Linked DNA regions of Mus musculus: region 2 is linked to region 1. The links are chromatin contacts, found by Hi-C or POLR2A ChIA-PET in ENCODE. All regions are on one chromosome and are shown on one strand. The core of a region is the stretch at or near the end of the contact, and the rest is flanking DNA. Distances in the headings are between cores, read along the strand shown.

Region 1 (5,549 bases), core at 2,873-5,372:
CTGCTGTGGTCATCAGGTAGGGTAGAGCTGCTGAGTCCATCAGAGAAAGTGTCCGGGCTAACATCTCCACACAGCTACAAAGAGGAGACAGCTTAGGTTTGCTGTGGCACTTACTCACTGCCCACCCTACCTACAGGCTGGGCTGCCTAGAGCCACTCACCTTCCTCTTGGTTTTGCTCTTAGTGTCTCGGCTGGACTTGGACTTTCTCTCTGTGGGAAGAACAGGCTGTGTGAGGGGCAGCTGGTCTTCCTTCTGCCCGTCTTCCCTCCCCTTCCTCCCGAGGACCCAGTGCCCTTGGCTACCTTTCCTCTGGTTCCTGGTGAGGGGTGGCAGCATCCGGTACACCCGCACAGCAGAGCTGCCCTTGTTCCTACTCTGATCCTTCACTTCCTCGATGTCTGGCAGGGAGTTCATGGCACAACGGAAGTTTGCCTTCCATGTCTTGGGATCTGGCTCTTTTTCTCCTGCTTTGTATCGGCCTACAGGACGGAAGAGTAAAAATGCATACAGCAGCTGCTCCCTGGGCTGGGAGAAGAAAGGCAAGGGAACCCCAGACATCCATACTAGCAAAAACCAACTGTCAACGGGCCCTGGGGCTTCTCACATGCCCAGAGTTGGCTTAGACATCCAGCAGACTGTGAAGGACTCAAATGGGCTCACTTGAGTCTCCGTCCCCCATAACTGCGCTGACTTGGACCTCAACAGTCTCCCTGCTTAGGTTCTCAGCAGCCAGAGACTACTGGGACTGAGGCCTTATCTGATGTTTCTGCAGTACAAGTGGGCACAGCGCCGGCCCCGAGGACAGTTACTAACAGGTCTGAATTGGAATGAGGGCCTGACTCCTGAAGGGAAGAAAGGAGGCCACCAACCAGATGGGGCTTAGGTCAAGGACCTTGAGAAAGGAAGATGGAAGTCTCTTGGTACCCTGACTCACAACTGTTTTTTCTAGGAACTGTATTCTATACAGACTCCTTAAAGCACACATGCTTTCTAACATTTTTTTTTTTTTGCCTTTATAAATCCTCTGAGAACTTGCTAGAACAATGATTCTGTCCTAGAAAAACATAGGTGCATCTCACCCCCCTGCTCCAGTAATTCTGCATGCTGTGTCAGGGAGCTCAGAGGCCACCCAGAACACTGATGGTAGTGTATGTCTCCCCCTGTCTCTCCTCTGCCCCCTCCCCCACCCTGCCCACCTGTGTGAATGGCCCAGCTCCGGAACAGACAGGCATCCTTGTTGATGTCCCAGCCGTGCTTAGCAGCGTGCTTCCATGGAATCTGGAAGATCATCTCTTCCTGAACAGTGTACATAGAAGACCGAGTCAGCTCAGAGTGCGACCGAGGATGCGCAGCCCCCAAGTATGGGAAAAGGCTGACTTCCCCTTTTTACCCCGACATCTGGCCTGGATTGACCCGTCTTGGCTGCCTGTAACAGGGCACTCTGCATCTTTTAGGAAGGGCAGTAGGGGGCTTAGGTTCTGATGAGCCACAGCACCAGAAGCTCAAAGACACCCCTGCCCCACACTGTGGATGTGCTGAGAACCTAAGCAGCACCCCCTTCTCAGCCCTGGCCTGGCAGGCCTTGGATGCTTCTCTCTGGCTACCGAGCATTGGAACATGGGACCTTCTTGCTTTAGAGTCTCCTCAGGACGCCTGGCACAGTGACTCCTACATAGATAGGCTCCTGCTCATACTCCCAAGGGATCCCTGAACCAGACCTGGGTGAGGGCTGCCTATGTAATATTGCCCTACTCTTCTCCCCTTAGGTAAGACATAAAGAGAAAAGGTTTGTGTATGTGTGGGGGTGGGTGGGTGGGGGACTGTTTGTTTTTAATAAAAAGTATGTATGGGAACAACAGCCACCATGAGTTAAGTTTTTTTTTAGTTCTGTTTTTTAAATTTTTATGCGTGTATTGTGAGTGTGTGTGTGAGAGAGAGAGAGAGAGAGAGAGAAAGAGAGAGAGAGAGAGGAGAGAGAGATACAAGCCAGGGCACTTATGTACAGGTCAGAGGCCAACCTCCTACCATGAGAGGACTCTAGGGATCAAAGTTAGGCCTTCAGGCTCACTGGAAGGTGGTGCCTTTACCTGCTGAGCAAGCTCACCAGCCCCAAGATCCAGGAGGCTCTTACCACCACCACTCTTGTTACTGCTGGTTAACTGTATACTATTTCAATCAAGTTGGTTCAAGTTGGTCTTGGGTTTCACACTTTTTACATGACTTTGTAATCTACCTTAAAGTGCCTCAGTTTCCTTACGCGAGACCCATCTCACAGGATTACTATGCCGGTTAAAATGCACAATTTGGTAACATATCAAAAAAGGTGCCAAGCACATATTAATTATCACCAATGCTACTGCTGCTGCTATACTGCCATGCATGCCAGCTGTGGCTTCTTGGGTCTCCTACGTAACTAGTCCCGTTCCTAACCACTATCGACTGCTTTTCTGTCTGTCTTGTCTATCCAACTGGAGCCATGTAAGACTTATGTATACAGTGTTTCTCTTGGAAGAGAGAGGAACCCAGGCTCTGCAGAAGCTGAGAAGTTTTGGTGCTGAGGACTGTACCACTAGGAGGGTGAGCTGGCCACAGCTTCAGGAAGGAAGAAGCAGGAGGCAGAAGTCAGACCTTGCACGTTCTGGCATGCAGCACCCACTGGGAAATACATTTTCCTGCTCTCTTAACGTTCACTCATGAAATTTGGCGCCCCAAGAGAACATGCATTAAACAGTGGCAGGAATACGCAGGATAACACTCACTTTATTGATCCAGATCAGCCCTGGGATTTGGTTGGAATTAATCTGCATCTCTAGCCAGGGTCTCATCCGCATTCGAGTGATTGGCATGGTGGCTGGAGGGAAAAGACAGAGGCCTGTGTTTGGAGTCTGTTAAACAACCCTGGGCACTGCCCTGCTCCACCCAAGGCCGCTCGCTCAATTACCTTCTCCTGTCCTCACACCCAGGTCATTACCCTCCCCCACTCTCCTGCCATCAGCCAGGTACCCAGGTCATAGATTAGGGACCCTGAAGTAGAATGAAACTCTCCAGCATCATGGGCAAAGCCACCTGCCCATTCTTTTCAGTCTCTCCCAGTCAGTCTCAGGAATAAACAACCAAGCAAGTCTGGATGGATGGATGGTTGCAGGATATATGTGCAAAAAAAAAAAAAAAGCCAAAAGACAGACATCTCAATGACAGAACTTTTCTCTCAAAATTCAATCTTTGGAAGAAGGAAGGGACTACTTTTGCTTGTCACCCCCAGCCCTGCACCTTCCAGGCTGTGCAAGCAAGCAAGTCAACCTCCATCTCGGGCACTTCTACCCACCCACTCCAATCCAGTCTATGTCCCCTCTTGACAGCCAGTGCCCACAACATACAGGCTGGGGCGCAACCCCTTCCGGCCTGGTTTCCCCTGCTGTTAAGAGAAGTGGCGCAAGCAACACCTGTGGCACCTCCTCCCGAAAGCCCAGTAGTTCACGACCCGGTCCAGCCAGTCAAGGCAGCGAGCCAACCTCTGCACCGAACACTGCGCGTCCGAAAGCAAGAGCTGGGAGCCAAGCTGCGACCGCCAAAAGTGCGCGCAGGCGGACATCCGAGTCCCCCGGCGCTGCTCGCGGGTGCGCGCGACGGCCACTCTGGGCTACCAAGAGGCCCCGCAGCGGCTCCGCGCACGCAGACCGCCGAGCGCGGCCAGAGGGCGGTGCACGCCGCGGCCCGCCTCCCGCCCGCTTGCAGCGCCCTCCCGAGCCAGCGCGCCACCGCGACCCAGGGTGTCTCTGGCCCCCACTTCCTGGTGTCCCGTGCGCCTTTTGTTCCACGGCACCCGTCGGTGCCCGCGCAGCTCCGGCGAGCTCACCTTTGCTGCAGGAGCGATTCGCAGAGGGTGCCGGAGAGCGAGGCACGGAGTTGCGGTGTAGGTACGCGATGCGCGCACGAAGCGAAAGATGCCCGAGATGCTGGGGTCCCTCTGGCCACCTCGGCTGACCTCGGCGCAACTCGGCCCGGTTCGGTTCGGTTCGGTTCGGTTCGGTTCGGCTTAGACTGTGAAAGCACGTCCTACCTCGACGAAGGAGTGGTGCGCACTGGCGAGTCCGCGGCGCCGCGAAGAAATCTAAACACTTAGCGGGATTCCCCGGCCCGGACTCGGCCACGCCCCCGCCGCGCCGCTCCTGCGCGCCCATTGGCCCACTCGGCCTCATCATTTCGGGGAAATCAGGCTGTTGTAGAGCTAAGCGGCGAAGGGGAAGTACAAGGCAGCTGTGCTCCCCACCCCCTCGGGCCCGCGCCACCGCCCCGGGGCTACCGCGGGCCCGCCCCTTGCTCCACTCCACTCCCCTGCCCCCTTGCCTGTCTTGGAAAGCCGAGACCGTCCCCCTCTTTCTGCAGACTCCCAGCCTGCTGGCTCCTATGATGGTCTTCCCCTTCTCCACGGGAGACACCTAACTCCCTATGTCTCTAGAACACCTGATTCCCTCTCCAGAAGGGTCCCCGGGACTAAATCACCCTCAAAATCAGTCTGGTAATGAAGTGTCAAGAAGGGAGAGATTATGTCCCTGTACCGCCTTACTTGCCACTTGGCTGCTCTGGGAAATTGAGGCAGAAGGCCTAACTTGGAAATACGGGGCAGTAGGAACTCCCAGCCTGGACTCTGCAGGGCCAGCCGTTGAAGGACTCAAGGACTCCGTAACCATAAAATGTCAATAGCTCACTTGCTAGTCTGAAGTGATGGGGGAACACCTTGTCCTTATGGGGAGAGATGATGTGTTTGCTTACATGGGCACAAGATGCGGGTGTGCTTTCCTGTGCCACACGAGGTTCTAGCTAGCGGTGACCAAGGCGACCCTTATTCCTTGGGACTACCTAACACCAAAGAAGTGGATAAAATTCCGAAGTGGCCGTGGTTCCTTCTATGACACCTACTTCAGCTCTCCATCCTCGACGTAGCCCTAGGGAGAGAGTTCCTCTCTGATAGTCTTGAAGTCATTTCTGAGTCCCCAAAGCCTGGCTCTGGAGAAGTTCTGGGCAGCATAGGGAAATTGTGGCTAAGGGGGGACCCAGGTCCCAAGGGGATGGCAAGGGCAGCGGGTTAACTGGTGTTCACGAGTAAACCTTGCCAGTTTGTTCTTTCTCTTAGCGGCTGGGCTAGTGTATACATGTTCCATCTCCGAACTCTGGCCCCTCAGGCTTCTTCATTCGCTTCCTCGCAGCTTCTGACTCACAAGTACATCAGTCCTCTACCGTGTCATTCTCTTGTGTCACCTTCCTCACCCTAGCTGTCCGTCTAGGACAGCACCCAGTTTGAATGTTGCAAGCTGTAATACACACATCAATGGACGATTGTACCTGTAACGTCACTGCCTCATAGACGAGCTAGGAGATTCAAGGTGGCAGGAGGATTTGGAAGGAGGAATTGAGACTCTAGAATAAATACGGAGGTATTTGAAGTCGCAAATTAAGAGAATCACTAGAGACCAGGGCCTTCTGATCACATGACTCTGAATCTGACACCTGCTCTCTGTGCAACAGATGTATACTTGCTCTGTGGAGA
Region 2 (4,993 bases), core at 2,402-4,901, 80 kb before region 1:
ACATGGAAATTGAAATTGAGCTGCTGAGCACCAGTGATGTAGCTCCGTTGGCAGAATGCTTACCCACCTGCACAAGAACCCTGATGTTCCATCATCCCCTCCACTGCACAAACCCAGGGATTTGGAGGGAGGGATGCTGGAGCCACAGCTCAGTCATTAAGAGTACATGCTATGCAATTATGAGCATTGCAGCTTAAATCTCAGCACCCACACCACATGCTAGGTGTCCCATGCCTACTTGAAACTTAGCTTTGAGGGCACTGGAGACAGAAGGATCCCTGAGCTTCGCAGCTCCAGTTTCAGGCAGATACTCTGCCTCAAAGGAATAGACAGAAAATGATAAAGGTGGGTCCCTAGTCCCCTCTTCTGGCCTCTGCGTGCACCCCATCACATGAACATGCAGAGATAGGCAAATCTAAAAATTAAAAAGTGTGATAGCAAGCCCCTCTAATCCCCCAGCTTGGGAGGCAGAAGCAGGAAGATCAAGATCATGCTTGGTTACTTGAGTTTGAAGCCAGCCTGAGAAACATGAGACCTTGTTTCAAGAACCAGTGTGATGGAGATATGGCTCAGGAGTTACGGCTCCTCTTCTAGAGGTTCAATTCCCAGCACCCATATGGTAGCAAACCACTGTCTGTAGCTCTAGTTCCAGGGGATCAGTGTCTTCCTTTGGCCTCCATGGGCACTGTATACATGTGCTATACAGACCTACATGTAGGCAAACATCCATACATACATGTAAAATTTAAAAACAAACAACAACAAAAACTTGAGAGTTTGAGGGATGGCTCAGTGGTTAAGAGCACTGGCTGTTCTTCAGAGGAGCCAGGCTCAATTCCCAGTACCCACATGGTGGCTCATGGTTCCATCACTCCTGTTCCAGGGGCTCTAGTGCTTTGTTTTCTGGCCTCCACCTGCACCAGGCATACACATACCATTTGCAAACAAACCATTTTTATATATTAACACACATACATACATAGACACACACACACACAGAGTGAACTTTCCCCTGCCCCTAAGTCTGCCAGATTTGCCATCTGCAGGCAGGCCTTGGTCTCTTTATGCTCTTAGAATCCAGTTAGGCCCCTGTGACCCTGCATGCAGCAAGGGGACTGGAGCAGGGGGCACATTGCAGGGAAGCAGCCTTCCTAATCATCTCCCAGTCTTTTCCGGGTACTAGAGCTGGCTCTTCACTGAAGCGAAGGCTGCTCTCTGACACACAGCCTCATCATCTCCCACTGCTGCTATCCAGGTCTTAGGACCTGAGTTCGATCGCACATAAGAGAGAGAAGCAAATTCCACAAATTGTCCTCTGTCATTTGCTCATGCACACACCACTCGGTGGCTTAAAATAACACAGTCATTATTTAAGGGTTCTGGAAGAGTCTGGCAGTATCGAATTCTTTCAGGAACCCCTAAGGAGGAACTGTGATTAATACATTCACCTGAATGCTCTCTCCTTCTCAAGACACTCACTCACATCTGCATCACCCCCTTGTCTGTGTGCAGGAGCATATGACAGTCTCAGGAATTCAGACATCCACATCATTGGAGAGATGATTGCCTTTCAACTCACTACCTAGCATAATCTTTTAAAAACACACATCTGAGCACATTATTCCTCTCTGCCCAGGACCCTGAGAGTTGCTGTGGTTCACAGAGGATACGACTGTTTGGCATCAAGTGCACTGAAAGGCTGGCCACGCCCCTTCTTAGCCGCCTGCTGCCTCCACACCGCTTCCTGTCTGTGACCTAACCTGTACACAGAGCATGCTCCCTACTGCAGGTCTCCACCCCACCCAAGATGTCCTCACTCTACAGAGAGTAGCAAATATTCCTGTGGTAACACTCTAGGCGGCAGGGACCACAGTTACTATGTAAAGACTCCATAGGAGCTAAGAGCCTGGCTAAAGCTTGCCTATGATTGTATCCCTAGCAGGTGCCCGACATGCAGTTGCAAGCAAAACCTGACATGGTCAGGGAGCTCTTGAAGACAAAGGAATATACACGAGATTTGTTTGTTGATCTCGTTTTCTACCGCCTATACTTTGCTCGTGCTCAGCATGTGTGTCTGTGAGTGTGCATGTGCACATGTGTATTATGGATGTGTGTGTGTGTGTGTGTGTGTGTGTGTGTGCATATACAAGGCATGGTGAATGTGTGAAGATCAAAGGACAAGTTCAGCCTATGGTCCTCACCTTCCACTTTGCTGGAAGCAGAGTCTGGGTTGGTTGCCTCTGTGCTGTGCCCTCCTGGCTAAGTGGCCTGTGAGCTTCTGGTGATTCTCCTGTCTCATCTCCTGCTTCCCCATAGGAGCGTTTGGAGTATAGATGCATGCACCACTGCACCTGGCTTTACATGAGTTCTGGGGAATCGAACTCAGGTCTTGATGCTTGCTTGTTTGCTTGCTTGCTTGCTTGCTTGCTTGCTTGCTTGCTTGCTCCTGTGCAGGTACTTACCCACTGAGCCATTGTGTAGCTCCTGCTCCGCATTTACCATCTTTCCTGTGTTACCTCTAGTAGTAGAGTGGAAGCCCTGAGAGGAGAAATTTATCTTGTGTGTATGCATCTCTCACCCCAAATACCAGGGCGGTGCTGTATTCGTGAAGATGTGGGAACAGCCTCCAGGGTACTCAGCATCTCCAGGTTTCCATTTCTCACCAACCTCTTTGAAATCAGCTGATATCCCCATTCTTCATTTTAATCACCCAGCCTAATTTTGACATTAGGCTGACTGGTGGAGACCTTTTAAAAAACATTCACCTGTTGCTCTGAGGATTCAATAAATGAATAAAAGCCAAGCATGTGGTCTACAGCTGCGTGTGGGTTAGCTGCTGTCATTAAGAAATGTCTGTGGGTTGGTGTGTTAATCTTAGCTCTTGGAGGGCTAAGGCAGGTAGATCTCTGAGTTGGAGGCCAGCCTGGTCTATACAGTGAGTTCTGTGATAGCCAGGCTATGTAGAAAGACTTATCTTGGGGTTAGGGGGAGAAAAATAAAAGAAAGAAAAATTGGATGGGACTGGCAAGCTTGCTCAGTGGGGTAAAGGCACTTCTCTTCTACCCTGATAATCTGAGTTCAATCCCCAAGACCCACAGAGTAGAAGGAAAGACCAAATTCCTGAAAGTTGTCCTCTGACTTCCACACACACGCTGTAGAGCATACATGCCAACACACACACTCCCCTCCCAAGTCGACGAATACATACATGTAATATTTTTTTAATGTTTATACTTGCCAGATGTTGCGGCACTTACCCCCAGTCTCAGCACTTCGTAGGATGAGGCAGGGGGATCACAGGTTTCAGGCCAGCTTTGATATCAAGGTCTAAAAAATAAAATTTAAACAGCAGCTAGGTGTGGTGGCCTGTGCCTTTTAATCTCTGGAGGCAGAGACATCCAGATCTCTGTGGGTTTGAGGCCAGCCTGGTCCACAAAGCAAGTTCCAGGCCAACCAGCGCTACACAGCCCAGTCTCAAAATAAAAATAAAATAAAATAAAATAAAATAAAATAAAATAAAATAAAATAGAAAGGGCAGGGAGGTAGGGAGGGCCAGAAGAGCTTGCTTTGGTGGGTGGCTTTAGCTGAGTGCTCTGGGTCAGTCTTAAGTGTTTCTATGTCTGGCCTGCAGGTGGCAGCATGCCCCGGGCCTCCTTGTGATGTCAGGAGGCTGGACAGCCAAGAAAGAAGAAAATGGACTCCCTCCTTCTGAAGACTTGCCTGGAAGCCAGCCCCGAGTGAGTGTGAGCTTTTGCAGCCTCCTGCGTTAGATTGTAGGCGCTGATGTGAACCACATGTGTTCTGTGTTGGAGTTGTTAGTTGATATTCACAATTCGTCTACAAAACCATAATCTGTGAAACCAGCTATCTTTTTAATGTTGCAGGGAATGAAGGACTCCGGGTGGGAGTGGGGAAAGTGCACCCCAGTAGCTCAGCAGGTGTGTGGTATGTTGGAGTGTGAGGTATCTGTGCTAGGCTCTTTAGTCGCTCTCACAGCTGCTCTGTAGTGCTTCAGGGTCCACTGGGGACTTATCCTGGCTCACCAGATCCCGATTTCTGTCAGCCCTAAGGCCAGACTACTCCCTTGATCACCCCACCCACAACCCATTAGTTTAATAGCTTACTTACCCTAAGACCTTATTTGTGCTTCAGTCCTTTGAGGGGCTGGAGAGACCTCAGGGGCTGCGAATGCTTGCGGGTGGAGAACACATCCTTTTCTTTCTAGAGGACATGAGTTCCGTTCCTAGCTCATAACCCACCCCTGGAACTCCAGCTCCAGAGACTGATGTGTTCCTCGGGCCTCTCATGGCACACACACACACAGCTGTGCACATGCACAGGCACAAAAAATAACGCTTTAAAGAAAACTCAGTGGACTTGAATGGGCTGGTGGTCTATTTTTTTTTAATCCCATTTTGTTAGTGTTTCTACCAAATGTTGTATTGTTGTTGAGATTACCTCTGCCTTTTCATGCCAAAGTCACTGCACCCCTCCTTCCTTCTACCCGCCCTCCCTGAATTTCACCTGCTGGGCTTGGTGTGATGACTGTCCCTCAGCTGCGATCCCTTTAAGTCCCCACCTGAGAAGGTTCCTGTGACATCAGCAGCAACCTTGGTGGTCCCTGTTGCTCAGCCCCAACCTGGGTCAGCTTTGCTCCACACTGTCTTCATCCTATGGAATTCCAGACACTCAGCTGGAATGTTGGATCTTAATTTTACCAAACACCCTGCTTAAGAGAGAGGTTTTGCTGGGCGGTGGTGCTGCACGCCTTTAATCCCAGCACTTGGGAGGCAGAGGCAGGTGGATTTCTGAGTTCGAGGCCAGTCTGGTCTACAGAGTGAGTTCCAGGACAGCCAGGGCTATACTGAGAAACCCTGTCTTGAAAAACAAAAAACAAACAAACAAAAAAAGAGTGAGGTTTTTATGGTTGGAAGAAAGAGGTATTTTGTAAATCAAGTTTGCTTTTTGTCTTTTGCCTAAAATTACTAATTTT

The links. Hi-C counts contacts between places; a loop is a spot of excess contacts on that map. ChIA-PET counts read pairs that join two places held with the same protein, here RNA polymerase II (POLR2A).
Region 2: a map of gastrocnemius shows a loop between it and region 1 (4-fold over the local background). The contact joins the enhancer-like site here to the promoter of Irf1 in region 1. A Hi-C loop is called at or near these places in 12 of 37 maps with a recorded cell type or tissue (CH12.LX, T-helper 1 cell, T-helper 17 cell and 6 more). POLR2A ChIA-PET finds 5 or more read pairs at or near these places in 4 of 5 experiments (Patski and embryonic stem cell).

Annotation. Positions count from the first base shown.
Region 1 is chr11:53,768,587-53,774,135 of GRCm38, reverse strand. It overlaps Irf1 (interferon regulatory factor 1), which reads right to left and starts at 4,122. Exons shown (of 10, transcript NM_008390.2): 1 at 3,858-4,122; 2 at 2,761-2,852; 3 at 1,198-1,297; 4 at 304-480; 5 at 161-210; 6 at 1-74. The coding sequence starts at 2,847.
Region 2 is chr11:53,848,749-53,853,741 of GRCm38, reverse strand. Gm12216 (predicted gene 12216) reads left to right here. Exons shown (of 4, transcript NR_033332.1): 2 at 3,632-3,737. Among named protein-coding and RNA genes, the nearest start is that of Gm12216, 8.0 kb to the left of the region's middle. Within about 2 kb of position 3,651, at least 2 of the 3 ENCODE cell types and tissues checked have a DNase peak (open chromatin) inside an H3K27ac peak, as active enhancers do; they include gastrocnemius, where a contact is called at or near this core.